Linked DNA regions of Homo sapiens: all the other regions are linked to region 1. Evidence: chromatin contacts called from ENCODE Hi-C or POLR2A ChIA-PET data. All regions are on one chromosome and are shown on one strand. Each heading gives the region's core, a stretch centred on a gene start or an enhancer-like site at or near the end of the contact. The rest is flanking DNA. Distances are from core to core; before and after follow the strand shown. Region 1 holds the start of TMC1 (transmembrane channel like 1). Region 2 holds the start of CEMIP2 (cell migration inducing hyaluronidase 2). Region 3 holds the start of C9orf85 (chromosome 9 open reading frame 85).

Region 1 (4,895 bases), core at 1,473-3,972:
CAGATAAATTGATGACAATATTTACCCTTAAAATTATTTTTTTCCTTTTTGAGACGTTTGGGCAGAATAAAGGCACAAATTTCTACATGCTATTTTCTTTCTCTATTTTCAAGTACTATGCATCTTTTTAAGTGCCCCATTCTAAACCTGAAGAAAAAAACGACATATCTAAGATTCTGCAAAAGCTCAACTGATTTCAGGCTAGGTGAAGAAATAAAAGATGCTACAGTCTATTAACTGTTGGGACCAAGTATAGTGGCAAGTATTTAATGGGCTCCCCAGCACTGACGAGTGAAAATGGATGATGATAACCTCACTGCAAAGGGTAATAGAAGACTGACCTTGGGCTATGAAAAATGTGTTCTGTAGACTTGTGGCTGCAATTTCAGAGCCCATGATGCCCCTTTCTCACTTTATGCTTCAGTAGCAAAGCATTTACCGGCTTTGAGTTCTTTTAATATAATATGCTGTTTCAGGCCTCTATACATTTTTTTTTTATTCTCTGTTCTTAGCCTGGAACAAGTACAGTTGACTCTGAACAAGTCAGGTTTGAACTGCATGGGTCCACTCATATGAAGATTTCTTTCAACGAAAGCTACCCCGAGTGTGCCTGCCTTTCCTGCCTCCCCTTCCACCTCCTGCACCTCTACCATCCCTGCCACCCCTAAGACAGCAAGGCCAGTCTCTTCTCTCTCCCCCTCCTCCTTCAGCCTATTCAACTTGAAGATGACAAGGATGAAGAGCTTTATGATGATCTACTTCCCCTTAATGAACAGTAAATATATTTTTTCTTCCTTACAATTTTCTTAATAGCATTTTCTTTTCTCTAGCTTACCTTATTGTAAGAATACAGTGTATAATACATAAAACATACAAAATATGTGTTAATAAACTGTTTATGTTATTGGTAAAGCATCTGGTCAACAGTAGGCTGTTAGGAAAGTGTGAGGGTAGTCAAAAGTTAAGCTCAGATTTTTGACTACGCAAGGGTCGGCATCCCTAAACCCCAAGTTGTTCAAGGTCAACTATAATTCCCTATTACTCCTCACTCTTCCTCCCTCCTTCCTCCTCTTCTTCCTTATCCCTTCTCCTTCATTTTCCCCACAGGCTAACTGCAACTCAGCCCACTTCATTTCCTAATTTTTCCTCCTCCCTGCATCCCCCCGAGTCTTTGTGAGATGCTCTTCCCTTCACTCCTGCCAGCCCTATGGCATCATGGCATTATCATGGTGTATGGAGAACTTCTGTCTTATCTGTTTCTCCCACTAACCCAGTGGTTTTCAACTGGAGACAATTTTGCTCCTCAGGGGACATTTGGAAAAGTCTGGAGACATTTTTAATTGTCACTTCTGGGGAAGGGGGTTGATACTGTCATCTACTGAGTAGAAGCCAAGGATGCTGCTAAACATCCTACAGTGCACAGGACAGCCCCTCACAAAAAAGGATTATCAGGCCCCAAAGGCCAATAGTGCTAAGGTTGAGAAACTGCACTAGGCTGAGTTCCTTTAAAATATGACCCTATTCAGCGCTGTTCCAGCAGCTCCACAGACAGTGTCCAGTGCCCAGTAGGAAGGAATCCAAACAGTTTTAATATTACATTTGAAATTTTAATTGAAAAACTCTTCTGACAGCTGTATGTTATAACTAATAAGCAATATGACCACATACCACAATTCAAAGGAAAACCAATATCCAGAGGTAAAGGTGGCTTACACCCATCAGTCTTTGACACTTCCTCCTATCTAGTTCTCTGTATTTCTTCCCTTTCTCCTTTTCTCTTGTCCCTGTGCTCACTGTCCCCCTTTACTGTCATGTTTGTTTGAATTCCACTTCAAAATGGGAATTTGAACAGAGTGCAATAAATTGTCCCACATTTGTTTATTTTAGGAAATCATTGCATTTAATTTTAACATTTAAACATATCAATTAGGCCAGGTGCGGTGGCTCACGCCTGTAATCCCAGCACTTTGGGAGGCTGAGGCGGGCGGATCACGAGGTCAGGAAATCGAGACCATCCTGGCTAACACGGCGAAACCCCGTCTCTACTAAAAATACAAAAAATTAGCCGGGCGTGATGGCGGGCGCCTGTAGTCCCAGCTACTTGGGGAGCCGAGATCGCGCCACTGCACTCCAGCCTGGGAGACAGAGCAAGACTCCGTCTCAAAAAAAAAAAAACTTATCAATTACTGGGTGACATGCTGTGCACTGCAAGAAAAACAAAGATAAATAGGAAACTGGGACTATCCTAACTGGGGGAGATTTCTGTAGCAGTAGAAAAGTAGAGGAAATATAGTTTTATTTCACTAATGTGATTAGGGAATATCTCATGGAGAAAGTCTTCGATTTAGGTCTTCACACATGTTTCATAAAGAATGTTAACACACCACACATAGGTAATAATGTTGTCTTTCCTTACCTGGCATCATTATGAGGGCCACTTTTTGGGGCAATGATTCCTAAATTTCAGCAACTCCTGGAGGGCTTGTGAAAGAAAGCACAGATTGCTGGGTTCTGCCCTCATAGTTTCTGAGGCAGTAGGTCTTCGGTGAAATCAGAAAACTGGTGTTTCTTTTTTCTTTTTTTTTTTGTGACGGAGTCTTGCTCTGTCACCCAGGCTGGAGCGCAATGGCGTGATTTCAGCTCACTGCAACCTCCGCCTTCCGGGTTCAAGCGATTCTCCCGCCTCAGCCTCTGAGTAGATGGGAAACAGTCGCGCGCCATCATGTTTTTGTAGAGGCGGGGTTTCACTCTATTGGCCAGGCTGATCTTGAACTCCTGACCTCAGGTGATCCGCCCACCTCAACCTCCTGAAGTGCTGGGGTTATAGGCGTGAGCCACGGCGCCTGTTTGTTTTTTTTTTTCTAATCAGAGGTTTTGCTCTTGTCGCCCAGGCTGGAGTGCAATGGTGTGATCTTGTCTCACTGCAACTTCTGCCTCCCAGGTTCAAGTGATTCTCCTGCCTCAGCCTCCCAAGTAACTGTGATTTCAGGTGCCCGCCACTACACCCGGCTAATTTTTGTATTTTTAGTAGAGGCGGGGTTTTGCCATGTTGGCCAGGCTGGTCTCAAAACTCCTGACCTCAGGAGTTCGGCCTCCGAAAGTGCTGGGATTACAGGCATGAGCCACTGTGCCCGGCCTAGAAAACTGGTGTTTCCAACAAGTCCTTTGGTGCTGCTGGTGCTACTGCGGGCCTTCTGAGGAGACTTTGAGAACCGCTGCATCAGGATTATCAGCCTGGTAACTCCTGGCCGAAGAAATGCACACCCTTCATTTGGCTAAAAGAAAGAATTTCCAATATTCATAAAGAAAACACAACTTGTGGGTTCTCCAAGCAGGAGAGGAAAAATCATGTTCCAGTCTATTCCTGTAACTAATGAAGGGCTCAGGTTTCAAAGGTAAGTTAATTGTCAGACCCACTTTATTGTACCCAGTGTCCTTGGGAAACATAATTATTTATTGGAAATATGTCACAACTAACATAAGTCTTAAAAATTTGTTAAATTAGAAACAAAATATTGTATTTGCTGATATGTTAAAACATAAGGGCCTAACATTTAGAATTGCACTTCTCATACTCACAACATGTACTCAAAATGCTGTTAACATCTACTTTGATGATTGTTTTGGGTTTACTTGAATCTAATGTTTCCATTTAATAATTCCTTTTTTTTCCCCTTTCCTTTTTTCAATCAATCCTTTCTCTTTTCTATGTTCTATATTCATGTTATCTTAGAATTCCATTTTGGCCTTCTAGGTTCTTTACTTCTTCCTCCAGCCTGTCATTTTCATGTCTTCAGTGATTTCTCAGACTTCTCACAGAAAGTTAACCATTTTTGTGCATCTTGAAACTTTTAACCTTTGATTTGAAGATAAATGCTAATAAATAAATATAATTCTTATGAATACATTATGCACAATGTTAAATTCAAAATGACTGACATGTTTCATGCTGTGTGCTATAGATATGCTAAACTTCATTTCAAACAGACTAAATAAAACACATGGAACTACATGCACTTTTTGTGAACAGCATCTTCATACCTGTTGTTTGTTAATGTCAGCAATTATAAGCTTATAGGTGTGTTTTTCAAGTGATCACTGAAAATAAATGTAGTATGTCTATTGGCAGAACCACTCACACCTACTAATTATTTGAAAAACATGCTCAAACACACAGTAGTGCCTTCTAGAGAAAGCATAGTATAGTCCTCCCTCATTTCCAAGGACAAGAATTCATTTCTTTAAGCTTTCTTCACGAAAGAATGCAATAAAAGAGGAGGAAACTGGGACTTGATTGAAGAAATATCTCTACTGGGAGCATGAACTAATAATGAGTGACTCTAAGAAATCTCTCACAGGCATTTTTATTTTTGGCTTTTGTTGTTGTTGTTTGGTTGGTTTTCATTTGTTTTTTATTTTTATTTTTTATTTTATTTTTATTTTTTGAGGCAGAGTCTCGCTCTGTCACCCAGGCCAGAATGCAGTAGCACTGTCGTGGGTCACTGCAGTCTTTGCCTCCCAGGTTCAAGTGATTCTCCTGCCCCAGCCTCCTGAGTAGCTGGGATTACAGGCACCTGCCATCATGCCCAGCTAATTTTTGTATTTTTGTAGAGACGGGGTTTCACCATGTTGACCAGGCTGGTCTTCAACTCCTGACCTCACGTGATCTGCCTGCCTCAGACTCCCAGCTGTTTTTTTATTTTTTAATTTTAATTTCATTTTTTATTTTTTGGGGGACAGGGTCTCACTCTGTCACTCAGATTGGAGTGCAGTGGTGTGATCTCAGCTCACCGCAACCTCCGCCTCCTGGGTTCAAGCGATTCTCCTGCCTCAGTCTCACGAGTAGCTGGGATTACAAGTACACACCACTACCGCCCAGCTAATTTTTGTATTTT
Region 2 (4,895 bases), core at 1,129-3,628, 750 kb after region 1:
CTCCAAGCAAAGTGCCTGGCACTTAATAAGGATTCAAAAAATGGATATTTGTAATATAAAGTTGGCCCAGCACAGGCCTCCTATGCTGCAACATATCACCCAAACTCAGTGTAGCTTACAACTGAAGTTTATTCTTTCACACTTCTGGAAGCAGGAGACTGCGCTCAGTTTCACTGGGCCAAAATCAAGGTGTCAGCAGGATCTTGCTCACTTCAGAGTTTCTAGGGGAGAATCCTTGCCTCTGTGCTGGCATTCCTTGCCTTGTGGAGGCATCGCTTCAATCTCTGCCTCCACAGTGGCCAGCCCTCCTCTGTGTGTGCTAACCACCCCCTTTCCCCTTATAAAAGTACATGTGACTGCAGTTAGGACCCATCTTGATCATCCAGAATAATCTCCCCAACTCAAGAAGACCCTTAATTGAATCACATATGCGAAGGCCCTGCTTCTGTCTATGTAAGGTAATATGCACAAGTTCCAGGACTTAGAACCTGTTATCTCTGGGGAGGGAACATTTTTCAGCCTAGCACACGGGTGACACAGTTTCTATCTTTATTAAGCACAATCCAAAACACCTTTGGACCATGAAAACAGTCTTTTGTCCCTTCCATCTTGTTATTCAAAACTATGTTCCTTATTTTAAAAACCTTTCCTCCCTGCCTATCCCAGAAGGGACAGCGGCTCTCAAAGGCAGCTGGGTGAAGTTTCTGTAAGATCTCAGCACTAGCTCGCGCTGCTGTTTTGGAGGCATCTTTCCAAGGCTTTAATTAATTAGAGGATGCATTCTAGCCCTGTTTCCCAAACTTACATATTCCCGATACCTCTGATTCAGTAGATTGCGCGACGTCTGGCAATCCAATTTTTTCTAAGTGCCCCAGGGGATTCTTATCATCAGCCAAGATTTGGAAACAGTAATTTCTTATACAAAGTCCTGAACTAATACCCTTGAAATAGGGGATTCCCCTTCACTGCCGGGTGTGTCGCGGTTACAGGACTGAGTTTGTTGAGGGAGGAGGAATGAACAACCCTGAAAACTAAACTATCCTACCTTGTATATTATTCACTGAAAGAGTTTCCTGGAGGGAAAACTTCCAATTCCAATTAAATCGAGGATGACGACGGCCCGGATTTGGCAGTCCTGCAGCTGTCACTAGCTCGGGACCTCGTGCGTCTGAGTGATCCAGCCCGGGCCGCGCCCTCACCCAGAGCCAAGGCTGTGAGAGCAGCTCCAGCGAGGGGGCAGGGTGGCGGCGGCAGGGCTGCTTCAGGGCCGGTGCCGGTGTCCTCAGAGCGGCGTTTTGGCACTGGGGTGGGCCGGGGCGTGGCTTTCGGCGCCACCTCTGCAAGCGGCCGCCACTCCAGAGTGGCGCAGGTAGGGGGCGTGGGAAGACCTAAGTATATTTATTCCGGCCTGCGAGCGGGATGCTGGGGTTGCTCCAAGGGACCAGAAGAGCTGCCCTGTGTCCCAGAGCAGGCTGGTTCTTCTGACAGCGCTGAGAACCTGGCGCTCGCGCCTGGCCAGGTAGGGGCTGTGACTGGACGCTCAGAACATTTGTGGGAGTGTGGAAATCTCTTTACGGGTGATGGGGCTCAAAGTCTGACGCAGCCGAGGGTTGATGGGGTGCAGTCACGCTCAGCCAGGGGACTTTGGGGGCGCAGTGTCAGGCTCAGCCAGGGAGTGACAGGCGCAGTACCAGCCTTATCTGGGGGTGCTGGAGGCACAGGCTCCGGTTCGGCCAGGCGGGTGTGCGCGCCCAGGAAGGGTAGGAGCCTGCAGCCGCAGCGGGGGGCGCTGGCTGGGGCTCTGCCCCGCCGGCAGTGCGCTCGGGCGCTGTTCCAGCGCGCGGCAGCGAGTGGCGCTGAGCCTCCGCTTTCGCAGCTCGCGGGGAGCGGGGCCGGCGGGAGGGGCCGGGCGGGGCCACCGCCTCCTCTGATGGCAGGCTCCTCCTCTCCCTCCGCCTCCCTCGCTCTCCACCGCCCGCCCGCCCGCCCGCCCAATCCACAGTTCCCGGCCCAGCCGAGCCGGGCTGCTTGTCTGGCCGGCGGAGGCTGAGCGCGACCCTAGCAAGCCGCGGCGCCCGCCGACCAGGGACAAGAGCGACTCCTGGGACCCCACTCTGCCCCGCGCCGCCGCCTCCTCCCCTGTTGTCGCGGGGACGCTCAGGCCCGCGCCGCCCGGGCCACGATTCTCCTCCTCTTTCTCCCGGAGGGGAAGGAACGGAGAAAGCCGAGCGGCGGCTCCGGGAGAGAGCGAGCCGAGGCCCCTGCCCCCGAGGCTCGGGGCAGGAGGAGGAGGAGGAGGAGGAGGCGGAGGCGGAGGGAAGTGCGCGTCACTCTCGGGAGGAGAGTATTTCACCTCCAGGCAGAGGCTGCGGCTGCCAGTTGAGTACGAGCGGCAGCTGCGGGCGCCGGCAATCGAGTGGCTTCCTGGCCATGGAGAGGAGATCTGGACCCGAGGACGCCAGGGACTCCTCTCCGTCTCCCTGGACCGCTGTGTAGGCACCTGAGTTAACGGACGCTAAGCGGGGTAGGGGAAGGTAAGAAGCGACTCGGTCACCCGCCCCCCCACCCCGCTCCACCTCGTTTGCTGCCCTCGGGGGCCACTGCGGGGACGCAGACCCGGGTCTCGCCCACCTTTTCTGCTCCCGGCGGCCTGGCCGGCTCCGGCGTTGGGCATTTCTGCCGAAAAGGAAAACGTCCTCCCGCCCTTCCCCCGTGCGCCTCCTTTCCCGGTTTCATCTCTGGATTGGGACTGACCCGACTCCCCAGGAGTCAGTCCTCTCTTCTTAAGAAAGGGTCCTCGGGAACGGTGTCTTGATTTCTTTCTCTCCACTCTCTCTTTTCATTACGTTTACGGGGAAGGGAACAATGGACCTTTCAAAGTCGGTGCGAACAGCCTTAAACTTTCTGGAGAGGGATGGGGTGAGGGGATAAACCCCACAGTAAGCCGATTACAGTGAAAGGTTGATGGAATGTGCTTTGCAGTCCGGGCTTCAGTGCGCGCGCGCTTGTGCGTTTGGGGTCATCTTTGTCTCCTTACAATTCCCCTGGGTTGGTGGGTCCTCCGCCCTCCGCCCCCTGCCTCTCTGTTAGCTGAGGTAAGGTGAGGCTTTAAAATCGTGTACAGCTTCCTTTAAATCTGGGGAATAGCCTTAGCCCTGGACCCTATTCCCAGCTTTTCTCTGCAGAGTTGGGAGATCCTGGTAAAGGAGGGGGGCCCTCTCTGTGAGGACCCAGAGTGCTGCTGTTAATAGCACTAGTGGCTACACCCTTAGCGATAAAACCAAGGTCCTGAATTCCCTGGATGCTCTCTGCTGAGGGTTGATGAGTGTCACCAGACTTCGACCTGGAGCGGAAACAGCTCACTTGAATTCTCCGCAGGTTAGGAAAACAGACTTTGATATATATCTCCTTTTATCAGCAGTTGGGATTAAGGATAGACTGCCTAATAATTTTTAAAACTTTCATTGTGCACATGAGCTACTCACTGCCTTGAGTTCACTCCCCTTGATTCAGTGTGACAGAGTGATGCGCTGCTGCACAGTTGCATGTATTGAGATGTGCTGCTCTTCCCGGTAAAAAGTGAGAAGAATTTAGAGAGAGGGGAAAGGGTAGAGGCTTCACCTGAGCTGAGGGAGGCCTGACTCCCCAGAGCAGCCAGGCAAATCTGTTGGAAATGGCTCAGTGTTAAAAAAACACCTTTAAAATGGTTAGCCTTATCTTTCTTTGGTTGGCTAGAATGGAGCTACTAATGCTTATTTGACCCTTGAAGGACGCTTGTTCTTTTCAGAATTGGTCTGGGTATCATACTGTGGTTGTGGGTCTGATTACCTATACAAAGGGTTCTTTTTAGTTTGCATTTCTGGGCAAAGCAGAAGAATGTGTAGTAGGCATGTCCTCTGCTTAGTAAACATTGGGTAGCACTTTAGAGTGCTTTTCTCTTCACACCGAAATGACTTCCCCCAGCTTCTGTGTACCTGCATTAGAGGATCAGTTTGGGCGGAACTGGAAATCTGTCTTCTGGCTTTCTGTTCAGTCCTCCTGACGCTGTTTTTTTCTGATGTATGTGTGCTTAAAGGCTCAGAAAACTAAGATTAGAAGCGAATTCTGAGTCATCACCTGTTCTTATTAACCTGTGAATGAGATAGTGAGCTGAGGACTCTCCTGTGTGTGGACAGGGAAATAGAATCTGTAAATTCTTACATGGTGTTTATCTGGATATTCTGTGTCACAGTTAATTATTTGAGTAGTCTCCTTCCTTGATCTAGTCTGTAACCAGTGACTTTTCAGAAATGTCAGATTCATAACAGGAAACCAGAATGGGGCAACACTTCAGTCATGTTCTAATAGGCCTAATCAATGCTGTCCTCAAACAGCTATCAAGAAAAGACAAGCTGGAGGGTAATGTAGTCTTGTGGGCCATTATCTTGAAGTTGACAGGGTACTGCTTAGAGCTACATGCTTTGGGCAAGTTTCTGAAATTGAGAAAGACAAGCCACATTTTAGAAAGAGGAAACTTAGGCCGGGCACAATTGGCTCACGCCTGTAATCCCAGCACTTTGGGAGGCCGAGGCAGGTGGATCACCTGAGGTCGGGAGTTTGAGACCAGCCTGGCCAACATGGTAAAACCCTATCTCTACTAAAAATACAAAAAAAAATTAGCCAGGTGTGGTGGTGCACGCCTGTAATCCCAGCTACTCGGGAGGCTGAGGAAGGAGAATCGCTTGCACCTGGGAGGTGGAGGTTGCAGTGAGCCGAGATCGTGCCACTACACTCCAACCTAGGTGATGGGAACGAGACTCCATCTGAAAAAAAAAAAAAGAAAAAAAAGAAGAAACAATAATCACTACCAAATTCATGGTCTTAGACTCACATGGAGTGCTGTATGTAAATGTGTG
Region 3 (4,895 bases), core at 663-3,162, 610 kb after region 1:
CAGGTTTTCATTCTGAAAAACCTCTCAACCTAAGTGGGGGAAAGGAGAGCACTTAATTTAAAATATTCTTCCTTATTCTCCCTTACTGAGCTGTGTTGCCCTTCACCAATATTTATCATAATTTGTATTTACTTATCTTTCTGCTTTCTTTTTGCCCATATCACCTAGAAACTATAAACTCCGTGAAGGGAGAGTCAGCTCTTTTGAACACGGTATACCTATGAACACAGGGCCTTGCACACGGAAGGTGCTTATTAAATATTTGTAGAATAAGCAAAGAAAGAAAGAGGAAAGGAAAAGGAGATCACAGGTTACCAAAAACAGATGACTTTGCTTTCCCAATCAATGTCGGGAAATTAATCACTTATTGAACACTTACTATGACCTAGGCCATTTATGCATAATCATATAGTTTCGCCTCCCAACAATCCTGACAAATTTGCATTTGAGACCAAAGTAAGGCTCAGAGAAATTAAATATTATACAACTCACTCAAGCCGCACACCTAGTAAATTTGAGCTCCATAACTTTTGTGAATATTAGGTTTATCTGAGTGATGCTGGCCCCTAATATGCCCCTGTTGTCAATGATTTTCTCTCCATACAGCTATGGAGACAGGGAGAGAGATTCACAGCAAAGAGCAAATTAGTAGTTTTTTGTTTTTGTTTTTTGAGACGGAGTCTTGCTCTGTCGCCCAGGAGTGCAGTGATGTGATCTCAGCTCACTGCAACCACCGCCTCCAGGGTTCAAGCGATTCCCCTGCCTCAGCCTCCCGAGTAGCTGGGATTACCGGCACCCGTCACCACGTCGGCTAATTTTTGTATTTTTAGCAGATTGGGAGTTTCGCCATGTTGGCCAGGTCGTTCTCGAACTTCTGACCTCAGGTGATCCGCCCACCACCTCGGCCTCCCAAAGTGCTGAGATTACAAGCGCCCGCCACCACGCCCGGCTAATTTTTGTATTTTTAGTACAGATGGAGTTTCGCCATGTTGACCAGGTCGTTCTCGAACTCCTGACCTCAGGTGATCCACCCGCTTCGGCCTCCCAAAGTGCTGGGATTACAGCACTTTGAGCCACGGCGCCCGGCCTGCAAATTAGTACTTATATACAACCCAAGTCCTCTGGCTATCTAGACAGTCTGAATTTTTTAGCAGGACTTTACAGAAGTCCTGCTAAAGATAAACAGCAAAACAAGTATTTTTACATTAACCAAATATTTTTATCTTCAAAACAATTGTTACAAAACAGAAATTTCACACAATACTAGTGAGGACAGCCTAAGACAGCTTAATCATTCACATTTCCTCTATGGGCTTGGGGTTTTTGGAAAAAAAAATCGTAGCTGCATAAACTTGGTGTAAAATTTGAAAAAGCCACTCATGCCACAATCCTCGTTTCCCTCTGCTAATGTGATCCAGATGGGAACGCTGAACGACGTAACTGCCCCATCTGCACCTTAGATTTCATTAGGGTCCTGTTCACTCTGTGCAATTAGTTAAGTGTGCTGACCATCAAATATTTACCAGGAGACAACATGTCCAGGTCAAAGAAAGGGCGTGAGAATAACATTTTAGAAAGAGTTGCACTGCAGCCAAGACTAACTCTGGGCTGCGGTCCACACTCGCCCCAGCCGACTCCTCTCATTTCCTCTCTCCCCTCTCCAGTGAGCCATTCCTTCCTGGAGTCAAAGACGGTGCAACAGGCAGGTTCCTACCTTGGTCTGCACACTTTTATCGAACTTGTCATTTTTGAAGCTAAACGTATTCTGGTGCTTCTGAGGTCTGGAACGAGCCACGTTGCCTTTCTGGGAGCTCATCGCCGAAATCAAAGCCACCCCTCGCCGGGAGCAGGCAAAAGGATGAGGGGAAAGAAAACCAACGAACTACTCCCAGGAATTGACGCTTCTGTCAATGACCCGGAAGAAACAAACGCAGCCTTTCCGCCCCGGCTCTGGGTCAGCCCACGTGACTCTTCTGGGAGGTCAAAGAGCATCGCTCTGCCCTCCCTGCTGTTAAGCCAAGCCACTCCACGCGGCGCAGCCTCGACCCCTCCGGCTCCGCGCAGCCTCTTTCTCAAACCCGGAGAACAAGTCCCACTTTCTTCGAAATGAGAATTCCCCCATTGGCCCGAATGTGTAGTCCATCAAATCAAAGGGGCGGGGAACCTTTGTTCCTATTGGTTCTTCTTTTCCGCAATCCCCGCCTCCTGCTGAGCGAGCTCAGCCTCTCCTTGAGCTCAGAGCGCCTCCCACCCTGCCGGGCGGCCTCTGATTGGTGGAAGTGAGGCAAGGCTGGGCTCCGTCTCTCCCCCCGCCCGCTAGTAGGCTGGAGCCGGGGTCAGCTTTGGCACCTTCCTCCAGTCAGTGGCCAACTCCTGGCTCAGTGGGGATTGTGCTCGTCCCCTCCGTTCCCCTCCAGTCTTCCTCCCGCTACCGGAACGAGCCTCGCGCTTGGCAGGCTGAGGAGGAGCAAAGAAAGCAGGATTAAAGAGAAGGAAGACCTGGCTAGGTCTGGGTGGCGTCTGCAGTGCCAGAAAGGGAGGCGGTGGCGGCGGCGGCTGCGACCACGGCCGCGCGGGACGTGAGGCCCGAGAGCAACCGACGGGCAGCGGCGGCCGCTCCAGCGCCCCGCACCGGGGCCGTTAGTCAGCAGAACGCGAGCTCTTGTGGAGGAGCAGGGCCGGCGCGAGGCGAGACTCGGGAGCGTGAGCGGGGCCCCTGGGGCGCCGCCGTCCTTCTTCGCCCCGGCGCCGGGGGCTGTAGCCCTGGTCCCCGCTCCTCTGTCGGGCCAGTCTGCAGGCGGAGAGAGTCGGACGGCGCCCGGAGCGCGGATCTCGCCTTGTGGAGGACAGCGCGTCGGCTGCGGTTCTCTCTCGACCCCTTCTGCCCGGCGCTTCGGCCCGGGCCGCTCAGGTGCAGGTGCGTGCGGCCTCGGGGTTTGGGGACGCCGCAGCCCGGCTCGGGGAGGGGGCGCTAGGCCGGGAGCCGCAGCGCGGGAGGGACGAGCCCGGGCCGGCGGGGGGAGGGGAGCGGGAAGCGTCTTTGTTGTTGGCGACCGGGATCCCTTCTCGGCACAGGGGAAAGGCGGGGAAGCCACTCCTCATCGGGTCTGTGTTTTTGAGAGGATTCTCTGATGGTTGCGTGAAGGGGAGCGGTAGGACAGTCCCTGCGGTCCGTGGAGCGGCCGGAGTCAGGGGGTGGGGGAGGGAGGACCGACCGACACTCTAAGAAGGTCTTTGGTCCTCCTCGGTGAAGAGAAGGGTTCCATTTCATTTCCTTTGCTTTTCTCTCAGTGGATGAAAAGATGGGGTCAGGTTCCCATTCCCCTCACTGGCGCACTGAGAGATTCGCGGGTGCCTAAAAGCTTTCTCCTGAATGTCCTTATATCTCTGTCGGGCGCGATTTTAGATTGAATCTGCACGGGGCTTGGCGATTTGTGTATTCCGGTGGGGCTGTCGTAGGGTTCTTTTTCTTTAGATGGTTGGGCTTTAATCTTATTTGTTTTCGAACTCTAAGGTAGGCTTATCAGGAATCGTTTTTGAATTGGAAAATTTAAAGGTTTTGTTTGGGATTTTTTTTAACCCCGAAACAAAGTTATGTCAAATTAGATTGTACTGTGTGGGGGCTCTCGTGAAGGAAAGAGTGTATTTAACCTGGGGTTTTTGTTTAAAAAAAAAAAAAGTTCAGATCTTTGATCTTTGGTGAGATCTCTGCCAATGCCAGAAGAGAATTTTTTGTAAATGATGCTTTAAGTCAGTGTGAAGTAGATTTGGTAAGCAAAAGGATGAATAACGGAATACAGAGGGTGACCTTTAAATTTCGCTGTTTATGAAATGTGTTCCTGTTTAATACTTTTTGTGATATATGATGCTTGATCTATAGATGATTCATTTGGAATTTTTTTATGCCTCTAATAAATCTTTGGAGATCTTGTGCCAACATATGAAACTATAATACCTAATGAGTCGGAGTAGAAAGCCAGATACATGTTGTAATAACGTTAATCTGTTTAGATTAACAGGGAAATTTACATTAAAATGAACTTTTTTCCGTAAAGAGTTTCTCTACATATGTTTATAGCATGAATTTCAGTTGGGTGACATCTAATGATAGCCAGTATTTTGAAAATTGTCATGATTGCTAGTATTCTAATTTGAGACTGCTCAACTTGTTGGTAAGTTTTTATTTGGAGAATAGGGGTCGTGTTACTTAAGGAACAGCAGAGGTAAAAATCTCTGTTGTGCAGTAATTGTCATATCATTTGAAATCCAGAAGGAAATGAATGGCACCTTCACCTATATTTTGACCTCTCTTTTCTCCTACTCTAGTGTTAATAAGGTTAATTGGCAAGGACAGGATTAGATTTTTAGCAGGCTAGGCAGTTTTAATTTTGTCCCTTAGTGTGCAGTATTCTAGTTGATGAGTAGCTTGTTTCCTTGAGTATCTTTGCCCATTTTGAAATGTTTATGAAATGACTGCTGACAAAGAATTTTCTGTTTCCTGGGACAAACAAAATCACCAAAAAACATCATGAAAAAATAATGTTTTTAGTAGCTTAATGAACACAGAAGAATTAAGCAATTAGTGTCTGTTCCAAGTTTGACACTGAATTGGTCTACAACTCCAGGCACGCTATCCCACATCTGAGTCAGTTTTCTCCATCTGTAATATAGGGCTGATAAAATGTGCCACCTGCTCACTTTATAAAAAGGGGAGTGAGAACCATGTAAGCAACAGTTACTCTGGTTATGTGACATTGATATAAGTTAAATGAGAATACTTTTTAATGCAGTGCTCTTACTTTGTTTTGATATTATGAATTTCAATCATTTGATGAACAGTTAGCATAAAGATAAGGAGAATGACTCTCCCTATGCCATCATTTAAGAATTAAAAT

What was found. Hi-C counts contacts between places; a loop is a spot of excess contacts on that map. ChIA-PET counts read pairs that join two places held with the same protein, here RNA polymerase II (POLR2A). Pooled maps may share reads with other maps.
Region 2: a map of CD4-positive, alpha-beta T cell shows a loop between it and region 1 (3-fold over the local background). The contact joins the promoter of CEMIP2 here to the promoter of TMC1 in region 1. A Hi-C loop is called at or near these places in 3 of 168 maps with a recorded cell type or tissue (CD4-positive, alpha-beta T cell and naive thymus-derived CD4-positive, alpha-beta T cell) and 10 of 50 pooled maps. POLR2A ChIA-PET finds 5 or more read pairs at or near these places in 1 of 52 experiments (RWPE1).
Region 3: a map of CD4-positive, alpha-beta memory T cell shows a loop between it and region 1 (4-fold over the local background). The contact joins the promoter of C9orf85 here to the promoter of TMC1 in region 1. A Hi-C loop is called at or near these places in 3 of 168 maps with a recorded cell type or tissue (CD4-positive, alpha-beta T cell, CD4-positive, alpha-beta memory T cell and naive thymus-derived CD4-positive, alpha-beta T cell), 2 of 37 single-sample maps with no recorded cell type and 12 of 50 pooled maps. POLR2A ChIA-PET finds 5 or more read pairs at or near these places in 2 of 52 experiments (AG04450 and activated naive CD8-positive, alpha-beta T cell).

Annotation. Positions count from the first base shown.
Region 1 is chr9:72,519,435-72,524,329 of GRCh38, reverse strand. TMC1 (transmembrane channel like 1) reads right to left here and starts at 2,722. Exons shown (of 24, transcript NM_138691.3): 1 at 2,417-2,722. It overlaps LOC101927234 (a long non-coding RNA gene), which reads left to right. Exons shown (of 3, transcript XR_001746721.3): 3 at 513-912.
Region 2 is chr9:71,765,996-71,770,890 of GRCh38, reverse strand. It overlaps CEMIP2 (cell migration inducing hyaluronidase 2), which reads left to right and starts at 2,378. Exons shown (of 24, transcript NM_013390.3): 1 at 2,378-2,534. RefSeq lists enhancers at 1,357-2,038, 2,039-2,720 and a silencer at 1,614-2,283.
Region 3 is chr9:71,908,656-71,913,550 of GRCh38, reverse strand. C9orf85 (chromosome 9 open reading frame 85) reads right to left here and starts at 1,912. Exons shown (of 4, transcript NM_182505.5): 1 at 1,715-1,912. The coding sequence starts at 1,816. It overlaps ABHD17B (abhydrolase domain containing 17B, depalmitoylase), which reads left to right and starts at 2,358. Exons shown (of 4, transcript NM_001025780.3): 1 at 2,358-2,917. RefSeq lists enhancers at 1,645-1,704, 1,715-1,764, 1,835-2,144 and a silencer at 2,595-2,834.